Regions from separate parts of the Homo sapiens genome. Here region 2 is linked to region 1. Evidence: read pairs that join two places in POLR2A ChIA-PET (ENCODE). Cell type or tissue: Caco-2. All regions are shown on one strand. Each heading gives the region's core, and the rest is flanking DNA. Links, peaks and the distances in the headings are about the cores only.

The links. Peaks named below come from ENCODE experiments on the same cell type or tissue, not always from the same donor. Only the 100,000 strongest peaks of a DNase experiment are listed, where the experiment ranks them.
Region 2: POLR2A ChIA-PET joins it to region 1 with 7 read pairs; 2 of 35 experiments call an interaction of 5 or more read pairs at or near these places.

What each region holds. Positions count from the first base shown.
Region 1 is chr2:128,376,045-128,382,647 of GRCh38, reverse strand. LOC105373610 (a long non-coding RNA gene) reads left to right here and starts at 3,738. Exons shown (of 3, transcript XR_923317.3): 1 at 3,738-3,847; 2 at 4,133-4,293; 3 at 5,708-5,862. In Caco-2, for the core only: no CTCF peak of the experiment used is centred there; a DNase peak (open chromatin) is centred at 3,407.
Region 2 is chr2:128,443,795-128,450,397 of GRCh38, reverse strand. The region is part of intron 1 of LOC105373611 (a long non-coding RNA gene); the gene reads right to left. It also overlaps the pseudogene RNA5SP103. Among named protein-coding and RNA genes, the nearest start is that of HS6ST1, 130 kb to the right of the region's middle. RefSeq lists enhancers at 1,000-1,991, 3,629-3,923. In Caco-2, for the core only: no CTCF peak of the experiment used is centred there; no DNase peak of the experiment used is centred there.

The DNA of each region.
Region 1 (6,603 bases), core at 2,158-4,657:
TAACACGTTTGTAAGCTACAATCAAGGATCTGGTGAAAGAGCACTTCCCCATGCCTGCCCCTCCAGGTTCTGTCTAGCAGTGCCCTATCCATGTACTCCCAGCCGAGAGTTGAGGCTCAGCTCTGGGCCTGACCCCAATCCCTCAGGATTCCCCCAGAAGCCCTCTCCTCGCCTCCACCAGCCCACAGAGGACCCCACCAAAACCTGTGCACAGGTGGCCCAGCCCTCACCCAGCACATGGTGTTGACCGAGCTTTTCTCACCTGTTTGCTCAGCTCAAACCACAGGGGCTCAGTGAGCTCACTCACCAGGCTTTTTGCTGCAGAAAAAAAAGCAACCTGAGATCCTAGTCCTAAAGAGCAGCAAGGGCTGAATGAGATGAGCGCTTCCTGTGCACCAGGCACTGTTGTAAGCACTTTACCTGCGTTAACTCATGCAGTCCCAAGAATCCCGTGTCCTTGATGAGGAAACTAAGGCACACAAAGGTCACCTGATGTGCTCAAGGGTACATCACAGTTAGTGAGAGGCGGAGTCCTGTCTGAATCCTGGTGCAGCCCAGGGTCTCACTCTGAAGGAAACTGGCCAGCCCCGGTCAGCATCAAGGAACTGTTTAAATCTCAGCTCCACCTGTAAGTAGCTATGCAGCCTATGGAAAGTTCCTTAGCCTCTCTGGACTCTCTGGTCCAGAGTGCAATGAAGCAGGGAAGATAATAGACACCTGGCAGGATTGTTATAGGAACTAAATCAAACAGCATCACGTGCAAACGCAGTTCAGTTCAGCATGGCATCACAGCAGCTTATTTAACCAGCACAGCAGGCATTTAGTGTAATTGCTTATGGTTTCCAAGTGGCAGCTGTTATCTGTGTCTAAGAGGTCTCCCCAGAGGGGCTCATGTGCTCAGAGCCTTTGGAGACCATCAGACACGGCCATCGCCCTCCCTAGGACCGGGCAGCAACAGCATGAGAGTCCTGGGTCCCTGGTTCCAAGGAGAGGGAAAGGGGGTGGGGGACCCTGAGATGTCACCGCAGGGAGGAAGGAGCCAGGTGGGGTGTCTCCAGCTGTCAGGCAGCTTCCAAACTTGTCCTCTTTCTTAATTCTCCTAACACCCCGTGAGTCTCATTCCACATCACAGATGAGGAACTGAGTTGCCTATGGTCACAAAGCTGAGGTAAAGACCTCTGCCCTGTCAGGGGCTCACAAGGCCAGCTGTGCCTGCGACGGGTCCACGCCCACTTCCGCTGGCCATCGCCCTCCCTGCTCACTCTGCATTCCTGCTCACAGGCTCCCAGGGCGCTGCAGTCCTGACCCCTGTGCTGACACTGCCCAGCCCTCCTCAGGCCTGGTCTCCAGACACTAGGGAGGATATGCAGGTCACATGTGCAGGGACACTCTGACAGGACCTCCCTGGACTCAGGGATCCACACAGGCCTGCACGAGTGTCTTCTGCCCCTAAGCTCAGCCATGGGGATGTCCAGCAGCCTGGGCGCCCGGCCTGGGCCAAGCTCATCCTCTCCTCCCCAGCTCACTTTCCGGTTCTGTGTCTGGGACTCCCTCTCTGCGGGGGTGAGCACCATCCCCATGGGAATCACCAATTTGCACTCATCCAGGACACACTCCCAGAACACAGTCAGGCCATGTGTCAGAGTCTAGGGCTCCACCATCCCCTCAGGGCCCTGACCTGTCTGAACTGGGGCTGGGCCTAAAACTGGGTGCTTGGACCCTCACACATATTTGGGACACCCACAGGATGAACTGGAGGGTGAGGGAGAGGAGCAGGGACCCACTGGTTCCCACACTCTGTGCCCAGAAAGGAGACTCATTGCACTGGGACCCAGGGCGGCAGGGTCGGTCAGAGTGAGAGACCAAGCTGGACTCTCAGGGTGACATTCACACACCCCAAGGAGGGGGCGGCTCCCCTTTGCACACGTGCCCTGATGTATGCAGTGGGTCGGGGTCCCTGGCACCAGCCAGACTCCACAGCTCTCAGAACGCTGTTGGGGTAGAAAGGACCCCCAGACTGTTCCAGAGAGAAGGCAGAAGCCTGGGCCGGGCTCCAGAGAGCTGATGGTGGCCTGGCGGGTTCCTCACTGACAGGCAGGGATCCCTGGTGTCTGCAATATCATCTTACCATGCATGACATCTTCACCCCCGGCTACCAAGGCTGTGGGGCTCACAGATCCCCTCCCTCAGGAGCCGCTGCAGCACGGAGTCATGGCCAGGCTCTCCACCATGGCAGACTAGGCTCAGTGGGCCAGACTCCCCAGGCAGGGACTCTCGGATGGCAGCCCTCACGACCTGCAGCTCCACCAGTGTCAGGAGCAAGGGTGTGAGATGAAGGGAGAACAGGAGCTGCCACATCCGGGGAGGTCGGGAGGCACTCCCAGGGGGCGGGAGCCTGGGGACGCTGAGGTGGCACTCAGCCGCCAAGGTGGAGTGTGCAACTCATAGCCATGCGAGGTTCACAGCGACAGCACTCATGCCTCACCCCAGCAGGCTCGCCTCCAGGAACCTCATCTAAGAGGCGATTACATGCTCGGGTCTTGAAGCGGCCGGAGCCCCCAGCAGCAGGAGGCGGGTCGGTGCACAACAGTGGATCCCTAAGGCGCAATATCACAGGGCTTTAAAGTGTGTGTGGATGAGTTTTTAATGACACTGACCAGTGCTCTCTGCAGTGCCCCCTTCTCCTCGCCACATCCCTTTTCCCCTGCGAGCTGCATGGGGCTCCTAGCTGTTTGGGAGCAAGACCTGAGCAAGACAGAGGAAACCAGAGGGTCTGGATTGAGGCCCCAGTGAGTCACACTCACCAGGGGTCCCTGGACACCTCTCTATGATGTCTGCCTTCCTGGAGAAACTGAGCCCCGAGCTGTTGCTCCTGCAAGTTCAGGGAGGCGTTGCCAGCGTGAGGAGGAAGGCTTTCCAGGGCTCCGGCCACCCCTCAGTGTAGCCACTGAAGGCAAACACTTACCCACAATGTGCTATGCGGGCTCCGGCCCAGCCTGGGATGTCCACAGGCCCTGACGACGAGGCTTTGAACTAAGGCAGAGAGAGCAAGGCCTCAACCACCAAGCCCTTCAAAGGCTGGTGGGAAGTGCTCTCTGTTAATTCCAACCACATGGCAAATTAAGTTCTATTTAGCCCCTTTCCAAAATATTTTCCTCTCTTGATGTAAGGAAAGCTGGAGCTGTGCCATCGTTCAGACAGGCTGGGTCCAGCCCAGGGAAGGGAGAGCCAGCGCCCGCACCCATGGAAGCGCAGCCTCTCCCCCACGGAGCTGGCTGCTGGCTGCAGACAGGCCCGTGCAGACAGCTGGAGGAGTGAATGGACAGGAGGGAGGCGAGAGGGGGGAAGGATGATAACGTGGGTAAACGAGAGGGCGGGGAGAGTGCAAGCTTGCTTTGTTTACAGCTTCAAATCCGACAGGATTGTTTCTTTGAACACTTCAATTAAGACCACAATGTTCTTTGGCCCTGGTAGCTTTGTTCTGCCTTTCCTCCTCCCCCATCTTCCTGGAATGTGTGGGCTGGAGAGAGGAACATAAAGGGAAACAAAAGGAAAGAGTTGTCCTGTCCACTGAAGCCCGAGGTTGGGCAAGGCCCCTACATAATGCACAGAGGACACCCACAACCAGCCTTCAGCATCTGGGGTGACCTGCTCCAAACACCTCTCCGCTCGGGTGCCCAGCCCCACCCCTCCCCTGGAGCAAGGGACAGTCCCAGTCCACATCTCACTTGCTCCTCAGCAGCAGTGGACAAGCTGGACCCTTCCTCCTCCTGGAAGTGAGCCACTCTTCAGCATCTAGAGAGCAGCTCCTCTCCTGCGAGCCCGTGCCAGCCAGCTGCTTGGGAAGGTGAGAAGCATGCCTCGCCGGCAGCCCCTCGCCCAAGATTGCAGCCCCTTCCAGAGCTGGTCTGCAGGCCCATGGCTGCCTGGTGAGCGGTCCAAAGGCCTAGCCCCTTGCATTCATGAGGCACAGCTCTGGGGGGCTGTCCCCACTCTCAGTGCCATAGGACCAGCCAAAGCCTCAGTTCAACTGCCCAGAGCCTCCCTCTGCCCAGCCCCACAGCCAGCTTCCCTGCAGAGATACCTTCTGAAATCACCCCACCCAACTCTCCAGCTCTGCATCTGTTTCCAGGAAACCCATCCTAGGACAGTCAGCTCTGGCAGCGGACCTGGGAGGCCGACTCCAAAGGCAGATGTTGGAGCCGGCTCTCTGACCAGCCCGGGGGCAATGGAGACCCGCCACTCCTGGGAGATGGAGACTGGAGAGCTCTGGGTGCTGCCAAGGCATAAAAGGTGAATCATGCCCATGGTGAGCAGGGCCGGGAGACCTGCAGAGGAGGACGCAGGGGCCAGGGCAGCATCGCTGGCCCTGAGAGAAGTAGTCACATAGGACCAGGGAACTGGACAGCACTTGGCTGAGGTCACCAATTCACTGAAAATGAAAACAGGCTTAGGGTGATCAATGACCCATTCAAGGCACAAGGTGAAATCTCAGGGGCCTCCTTGACAGCACTGAGGGAAGCCCTAATCTGAGCCAAGGACAGAGAGCAGAGAGTGAGCTCAGGACCCGACTGCACAAGCACCACGCTTCAGAAAAAATGGAATTCTAGCCCAGGCATACTCCCCACAACACATTCAGGGCTCCAATGTGCAAAGAATGGGACTCGAGGCCAGGGATGTGGAGACTTAGAGGTGCAACTCCTAGATCCTGGAATCCGCCAAGAGGAGAGGGCAGGGCAGCCCCCTCCCCTATGAAGAGACAGTGCCCCACCTGACTGAAGAGCCTGCAGCGGCTCAAATGAGGCAGGTTCCAGGCGGTGCCAGAGGAGACAAGTGCCCCCTCCCTCCTACAACCAGTATCACAGCTGGCACACCCCAGTGGGAAGGTGCTGGTCTGTGAGAGGAAGAACAAGATCACCTCCCTGTGTTCCCAGAGGGCTGCAAGGCTAGGGGAGATGCCGTAGCAGGGGAATACATGCCCATTTGGGGGTGCCGCATCATGGTTCAGAGCCACGGGTAAGGAAGGAAGTGCTGGCATGGAGGGCTTTAGCCTCCTGAAAGGACCCGGGTTACAGAGCTCATGCTTATGGCTCCTGGCTCCTGCAAGCTTGCAAGAAGCGAGGGCCTGTGAGAAGTGGAAATGCCAGCATTACCACAGCAGACAGCAGAGGCACAGCAGAGGCTCTCAGAAGTGGGCCTGCTTGAGCAGATGGGCTGCATAGGAAGGAAACCCACCATATTCCATGTTCCCAGGAAGGGCAGGGGGATGTCCCGCACCCCCATAAGAAGGCCCCAGTGGTGAGTGGCGCACTCTTGGAGGCCCTCGCAGGTTGGGCTGATGGCAGGAGACGCTGCTGCAGACCTCGGCTGTGAGCAGCAGGGGCAAGGACAGGAGCCCAACCTGGCGGAGGCCAGGTGGCAGTGCCACAGCCAGAAGCAGGCATAAGTGCATGATGAGGAACAAGAGCTGAGTGGCCAGCGAGTGCCGAGAGCCAGGCAATCGCTTAAGGTCTGCCATCAGAATAAATCAAGGTTGGAGGACACAATGGTTTGAACATGTCCCCTCCAAAGTGCAGATATTGCCAGTAAGCTTGAACCTGTCAAGAGGTGGAGCCTTTAAGAGGTGACCAGGCTGGGGGGCTCCTCCCCCTCGAGTGGGGTTAACTGTGCTTATGAAAGGGCTTGACTCTCCCACCTTCTGCTGCAGGGGACACAGCGTGCCTCGCCTCCGGATGACTCAGCACCAGGCGCCATCCTGGAAGTGGCGAGCAGCCCTCACCAGGCTCCCAACCTGCCAGCCCCTTGATCCTGGACTTCCAGCCTCCAGAGCTGCCAGAGGAGACCTGTCTGTTCCTCATCAGTTACCCATCCTTGGGTGTTTTGTTGTAGCGACACTAAGCGACTGAGACAGACAGCCAGGACACTGAGGGCAAAGGCGCTCTAGAAAGCCAGTGGGTCCCTCGCCTGGTGTCAGGTGCTAAGGCACCGGCCAGAGGAGAGGGCGGTCCCTGGGAGGAAGGCCCTGCAACCTCATGGCAAGGATGGCCAGTCACGTTCCTGGGTCCTTCCCCAAAGGGGCAGCAGTGTGCCGGAGAAACAGGAAGGCCCAGGCCCCTCCAGGACTGTTGAGGGTGATCCTGAGCACCTGAAGTGCCCCAGGCCCAGAGTAGCAGGGCTCTTCATCTTCCTGGAGGGTGAGTCAGGCCTCCCCGCCCTGGCCCACTTGCCCATGGGTCCTCATCCATGTGGGATGAAGTCTGAAGACATCACTGGGCCCTCCCAGCACCCCAGCCCAGGGCAGGACTGCGTGAGTGATAAATAAAGACGCCCTGGACCACCCTTGATGAAGGCCAGCTCCCTCCCACCTTCTGGACTGCCACCTCCCCACTCTGCACCTTCACCCCCTCTCAAGAACCACAGCCTCTAGGGCCCACCTCTCTGCTTCTGAGGAAAGCATTAGGGTGGGGACGTAGATGGTCCCACCACTTGCATTGTAAAAGACACACAGAGGGCAATGCTGTAGTCTAAGAAAAGATTTTCTAATGGTGGAGTTTCTGGCAAAAAGGCATGGCCATCATGAGGCAGTTAGTGCTGTTGGGCAAA
Region 2 (6,603 bases), core at 2,368-4,867, 68 kb before region 1:
GGGCCCTCTGTGCTGAGGAGATGCCTGGTCTCAGAGCCGAGGCGGGAACGCTGTCTGCCTGCCATTGGCCATCCAACGCACCATCCAGCGAGAGCATACAGCAGCCTTATGACGCAGAGGCATCAAAGAGACCCATGAAGCAGAGGCATCAAAGCTAGGTGCATCTCCCAGTCTTCTTCATCCATTCCTTTTCCTCACCCTCCCAGGCTAGCCCAGCCCAGGCCACACTTCTGGGTGGCCATGTCCACCCTGAGTGGCCCTGCCTCTGTAGAGGCCTTAGTGACAGGGACCCAGCCTCGTCTGCCTGCTCTCTTCCTGTTTAGGATGGGGTGAGCCTCAGCCACCACTTTCTGATCCCAGAGACAGATGTCACTGTCCTGTTGGGAGCTGCTGCAGCTTTGGCCAGGAGCCGGAAGTAAGCCTGATGCCAGAGGCCTGGGCCTCTGAAGGGAAGGGCTGGGAGCCAGACACACGCGGGGCTTCGGAGTTGCGGTATATCCCCACCAGCACTGGGAAGACAGCGCCACAGCCCCACTAAGCCTGCCCTCTATAGACGGCCTTCCCTGAGATGGCTCAGTTCAGACCGGGAGGGTCAGGCTAGGAGCACGGGGCCCAGGCCCACTCCCGGAGGCTTCTCTCTCCAGCAAGGCCACCACCCACTGCTCCTCCACTCACGCAACTGGGAAGGGCTGGCTGTGCCTTGGGCCCACCGCCCTCCTTTCTTGGTTACAGTCTACTTGCAGAGGCTCCACCATCCAAAAAGATCTCGGGAAAGGCCCCTCCAGCACATGTGGTTCATGCCGTGGAGTGAATTCGAATCCCCATGGTAACTGCGAGAACAAGCAGTGCTCAGTGTGCACTCTACCCCAAGACAGCCCCTGAGGCCGTACTGTTACCACGCCCGCTTTACAGGTGAAGAAACTGAGGCTCAGTGAGCCAGTCACCACCCACAGTCAGAGGGCATCAGCCAGACAGGACTCAGATCCAGCTCGGGCCCCTCTCCCAGGAAGATTCGTGTTCATCACTGACAGAGGACTCCGTCCTTTGGTAAATCCCAGGCCCATGCTTGTGTGTGCCGGGGTGGGCACCCTGACTTAGTCCCTTGCTGCATCCCTCAACTGTTCAGCCCAGGCAACGTCCCTGACCCCTCAGGGGTTTTACAGGTCCTCTGCCATCTGCGTGTACCTGTAATGACCAGGGGGAAACAGCTCTTGAGGACAGAGACAACATGCCAGCACACAGCTCCTAAGGAGCCTGGGTCTCATTGACCTACACAGCAGCCAGGCCCATGAATACCCACCCACGTGGCCAGGGAAGGTTGGGGGTGCCTCCCTAAGGGGCCAACTGGGCTACTGCCAAGCAGCTGTCTGAGGTTGCCAAGGGGCACCCTGACCCGGGAAGTCACTGTCTGGGTCTGGTTCTCACATCATCCTGGGTGGCTTCCAACTCTTCTCATGGCTGGGGCCCCCTCCAGACCAGGAGCTTCTCACAGGCAGGGACAGAGCCTGATTCACCTGGGGCCTGAGCCTCCCACCTGCACTCCCTGCAGGGGTGGAACCAGCTCTCTGATTCCAAGGCCCAGCCTCTCTCTTCCCACCTCATGAAGGCTCAAAAGGACTGACAGCCCCCTTCCACTAAGGCCCTCGGCCCAGACCCCTCTCCTGTTGCTCAGGGTTAGTGAGCAGAAATGGCCATGGCTTTGCTCTCAGACATTCTAGCCACTCAGCAGCACCCCTCACCCTTGCCACTGGCCAGGCACTGTTCTGGGCATGGAAGAGACTGGGGGAACAAAGCAAATCGAAACCCCAGCCCTGGCGATGCTCACATTCTGGCGAGGGAAAGAAAAGACACCCATCTCCGTGGGACATCACTGAGCACTGTGGCGAGAGGATACGGCAGGGCAGGGGGCAGTGCTGGGGTGACAGGGAGGAGGCAGCACGTGCCAAGGCCCTGTGGCGCAGCCTGCCTGAAGTGTCCAGGTAAACGAAGAGCACCTGGGCTGAGCTCCTGGGGCCCTGGTGGGGGCCTAATACCTGCCAGGTCCTTCATAGCCACCATATCCCTGGAGCCCCACAGCCATCTGACAAGAGTTAGCCCTGTTTTGCTGTTCAGGAAACTGAGGCCCAGAGATCTTCGATGGCTTTCTAAAGGTCACCCACAGTGTATGATTTGATCCTAGTCTGCGTGGCTCCAAAGCCTGTGTGTGTCCACCTGCCCCCACCGAAACGCTGTGGGTCCCGCCCCCCACCTGCCCCCACCATAATGCTGTGGGTCCCGCCCACCACCTGCCCCCACTGTAACGCTGTGGGTCCCGCCCCCCACCTGCCCCCACCATAATGCTGTGGGTCCCGCCCCCCACCTGCCCCCACTGTAACGCTGTGGGTCCCACCACCCACCTGCCCCCACCATAGCTCTGTGGGTCCCACTTCCCCACCTGCCCCCACCATAATGCTGTGGGTCCCGCCCCCCACCTGCCCCCACTGTAACGCAGTGGGTCCTGCCCCCCCACCTACCCCAACCATAATGCTGTGGGTCCCGCCCCCCAACACCTGCCCCCACCATAATACTGTGGGTCCTGCTCCCCACCTGTTCCCGCCATACCACTGTGAGTCCCGCCCCCCTTCCTGCCCCCATTGTAACGCTGTGGGGTCCTGCCCCACACCTGCCCCCACCATAATACTGTGGGTCCTGCTTCCCACCTGCTCCTGCCATAAAGCTATGGGGCTGGCTCCCCAGCACCTTGCCCAGGCCCAGGTGTCGATGTTCCTCCCAAGGAATGATTGGGTGGATGAATGAACACTGAGATGTACCTGGGTGTGGTGGCCTCCTGAGCCCTGCTGACAGGGGAGATGGTCTGCCTGGACAGGGGACTGGCCAGGGCTGTCTTCAGAGCAGGCGGCACCACCCACGGGGGCCATGGCTGGGAATGTGTCCACTGCTGCTGGGCAGCCCCAGCCAAGCCCAAGGGAGGCAGAACAGTGGCCTCCGGTCAGTGTCCCTTTGCCCAGCTCCAGACCCAGGGCAGGCATTGTGGGTGATCAGCAGGGGCCATACCCCACCCAAAGTTGCCTCCCCACACCTGGACTGACGGCCCCTGGAGGGTGGTAGCAGAGAAAGACACTGGGACCCCCGGGTGCTCCTGTCCCTCTCTCCAGCCTCCCCATCTCCTGCCTTCACCCTGAGAGTCCCAGCCACACTGGGCTCCCACTGATTTCCTGCAGGGAGCCACCTGGCCAGGGGCCGGGCATGGTGTCTCTCCACCTAGAAGGTTCTACATGGCCACTCCTGAGACTCATCTCAGACACTGGCTTCCCCAGGCGGCCTCCCCGACCCCAGGGCTCTGTCAGACCCCTCTGGGCTTCCCCTTTCAACATCCGGCCCACGATGGGGTGGCTGCTTGTCGGGGCTGCAAGGCTCACTGCAGATCTTGCCCCGGGAACAATCCCAGACAGCTCATCCTGCCGCCCTCTGTCTCCAGAAAGCATCTGGGGATGGAACCGAGCCGCCTCTGCTCGTCTCCGGCAACATGTTGGTTTTTTCTGAGAGTGCTGCAAATCCATTTCCCTGACAGTGATGGGAATGGGTATTGTCAGTGGTGGGAGAGCACATTATGAATGATTCCACTTGAGTCCATTTTTAAAAGGAGGAAATCAATATGTGCTTCCCGGCAGCGTCCGCTCCCCTCCCTTGACCTCTCTGCTCAGCCACCAGCTGCTCCCTGCCACCACCCTCTCTCCTCCTTCCTTCCCAGAAGGGGACAGCCCTTTCTGGGAACTGCCACCAAAGCCTCAGGGAAATTGAGCTTCTCTTCCGGGGAAACTGCTGGGTGCTGGCTGAGGCACCCATGCCGGCCCGAGGGTGGAAGCAGCAGATCTCCAAGAGGTTCTGTGCTGGAGGAACTCCCAGGACTCTACATGCATGAGCCTTGCCTGCCTTGCGTTGGCCCTAACCAGCATTCACACACGTTGTCTGCAAAACTCATGGGAACACCAAGATGGCAGGCCTAGGATCTGCCCTAGGATCCAACTGAGGGGCAAGGAAACAACCTCAGAGGTGAGGCAACACCCACAGACACACAGCTAAAAGGTGGCAAAATCTGGATGCTGAGCCAGGGCTGCAGCTGACAGCTCCAGGAACCAGTCCTAGGGCCACACCACCCACATTCAAATCCAGTTCCATCACCTACCAGCTGTGTGACCCTGGACAAGTCAATGTTTGCAAACCTCCATGCACTCACCTTTAGAACAAGACAAGGCTGGCCAGGCGTGGTAGCTCACCACTGTAATCCCTGAACACTTTGGGAGGCTGAGGAGGGTGGATCACTTGAGGTCAGGAGTTCGAGACCAGCCTGGCCAACATGGTGAAACCCCATCTCTACTAAAAATACAAAAATTAGCCGGGTGTGCTGGCACATGCCAGTAATCCCAGCTACTCGGGAGGCTGAGGCAGGAGAATCACCTGAACCTCGGAGGTGGAGGTTGCAGTGAGCCGAGATCACACCACTGCACTCCAGCCCAAGCTCAGAATGGGACTCCATCTCAAAAAAAAAAAAAAAAAAGAACGAGACAAGGCTAATATAACCTACATGCAGCAATGTGAGCCCGCCCAGAAAGGACCTAGCCAGCACCAGCCCCTGTTTCTTCCCCTGGCTGGTCTCCCAGGGAACTCAGTGTGCTCTTCAGAGAAGGCTGCAAACTTTGTTCAAAGGCTTCCAGGGGCCGACTCAGCTACGCCCCTGCCAGGAAGCCTGCAGCCTCAATGATAGCAGCAGGATGGTCTTCTTGGCCTCAGGCTAAGGTTGAAAATGAGTGTTTAATAAAAATTCTCTATATTAACTCTCCCTCACCCCAAAGTTGGGCCATTGTTTTTCTGTTCTGCTTTAGAAGCATTTCCACAAATCCAGTCTCTGGAAGCAATGTGACTCAACAAAGAAGATACCAACAAGACAAGCAATCGCCTCCCAGCTGTGGCACCAACCAACTGGCTCTGTGACCTAAGACTCCATCCTTCCCGCTCTGGGCCTCAATTTCCCCTTCTGTAAAGGGTTGCACCACATGAATCACCAGGGCTCCTCTAGCCAGGAGCAGCTCCTTCGTTCTGAACAAGAGGCATTTTCCACAGGGCCTGTGTCAGTCGGTATCAGCTTTCCTGCCCTGAGACAGTCAACAACCTCACTATAGTGACTTAATCAGAGATACAGTCTGTGCCATACCATCCTGAACATGCCTGATCTCGTGTGATCTCAGAAGCTAAACAGGGTTGTGCCTGATTAGTATTTGGATGGGAGACCACCCGGGAATACTGGGTGCTGTAGGCTTTTGTAAAAAATAAAAATAGAAAAGAAATCAGAGATGCAGCATTGATCACACTGAATCCCACGAGAAGGGTAGGGCTCCCCTACATGTTCCCTCATGCCAAGGCTAGAGTTTGGGGTCTCCCCTCTGGAATTTGGCTGATTAGTAGAAGAGGCAGAAAGAATTTTGAGAGGCCTCACATTAGAAATTAAGTGCCCAGCCTGGAGGCCACTCTCGACTCATCACTTCGTTACCATCGAAGCCAGAACCAGTTACTCTGCCCCAGCCAACCACAGGGAAACCAGGATGGGTCCCCTTCCACATCCCCAAAAGTGGAGACCTGGGAATATCATCAGCAAACAGCCCAGTGACCACCACCCACGCCTGGCCATATCAGCCACCCTCAAACTTCCCACAGCGGGGGCTTGGTGGGGGGCTGCCTGGTGGTGAGAGAGGAGGGGAGCAGGTGGGTGCCACCTGGCCCTTGCACCACCTCCCTCTGAGCCCTGGCAGAGAAGAGGGGGAGGCCCAGGCCAGATGGGCTCTCTTTGAGAGCTCTGCAGGCCTGAGGGACTGGGAGCAGATGGTGCCACTGCCAGGCAGAGGGGCCAGACTGCTGCACAAACCCAGCGCTCATCTGAGGACACAGAGTGATTCCTGCATCCGAGTGTCCTCACGAGAGCACCATGCACAGGGCAGCTTCTTGGGAAGACAGAGCAGGAAAGGGATTGTGCTAGGGAGCTTTGGGCCTCCTGGAAATGCAGTCATGTGGTGAGGGAAGGGCCAGAGGAGGGGAGGCAAGGAAGAGAATTGGGGAGTCACTGACGGTCATGCAGCTTCATGCTCACACCAGGGCCTGCCTGCCAGGAAAACTCCCCAGTGCCCCAGGAACAGCCCAGCGAGGTCCTAACTGCAGAAGCAGGGGGCTGCACAGACACAGGAGGGTAGACTCTGGGGAGTTAGGCTGGTCACCCTAGGGCCACACTGACTGCATCATTCAGCAATGCCAGCCTCAGCCAAAAGCAAATGTCTGCCCAAGGCTCCCAGACAGTGTTCAGTTATTCCTCACTCATCTCATGAACTAGGGTCAGGCACCAGCAGCATCGAAACCTGCCCCAAGATGGCCACTGGATGAGGCGTTGGAAGCCCACCCTGCACCCGCTACTTTCTGCCATCCTGTGTTCCCCTGAACTCTCCAGCACCAGACCTCAGATGAAGCCCCATGCAGAGCTGCTGCACGCCAGGCCGGCGGGACCTCACGCCCCCCCCGGCAGCATCCGCAGGAGCGTCAGAGGCATGTGAACCAGAG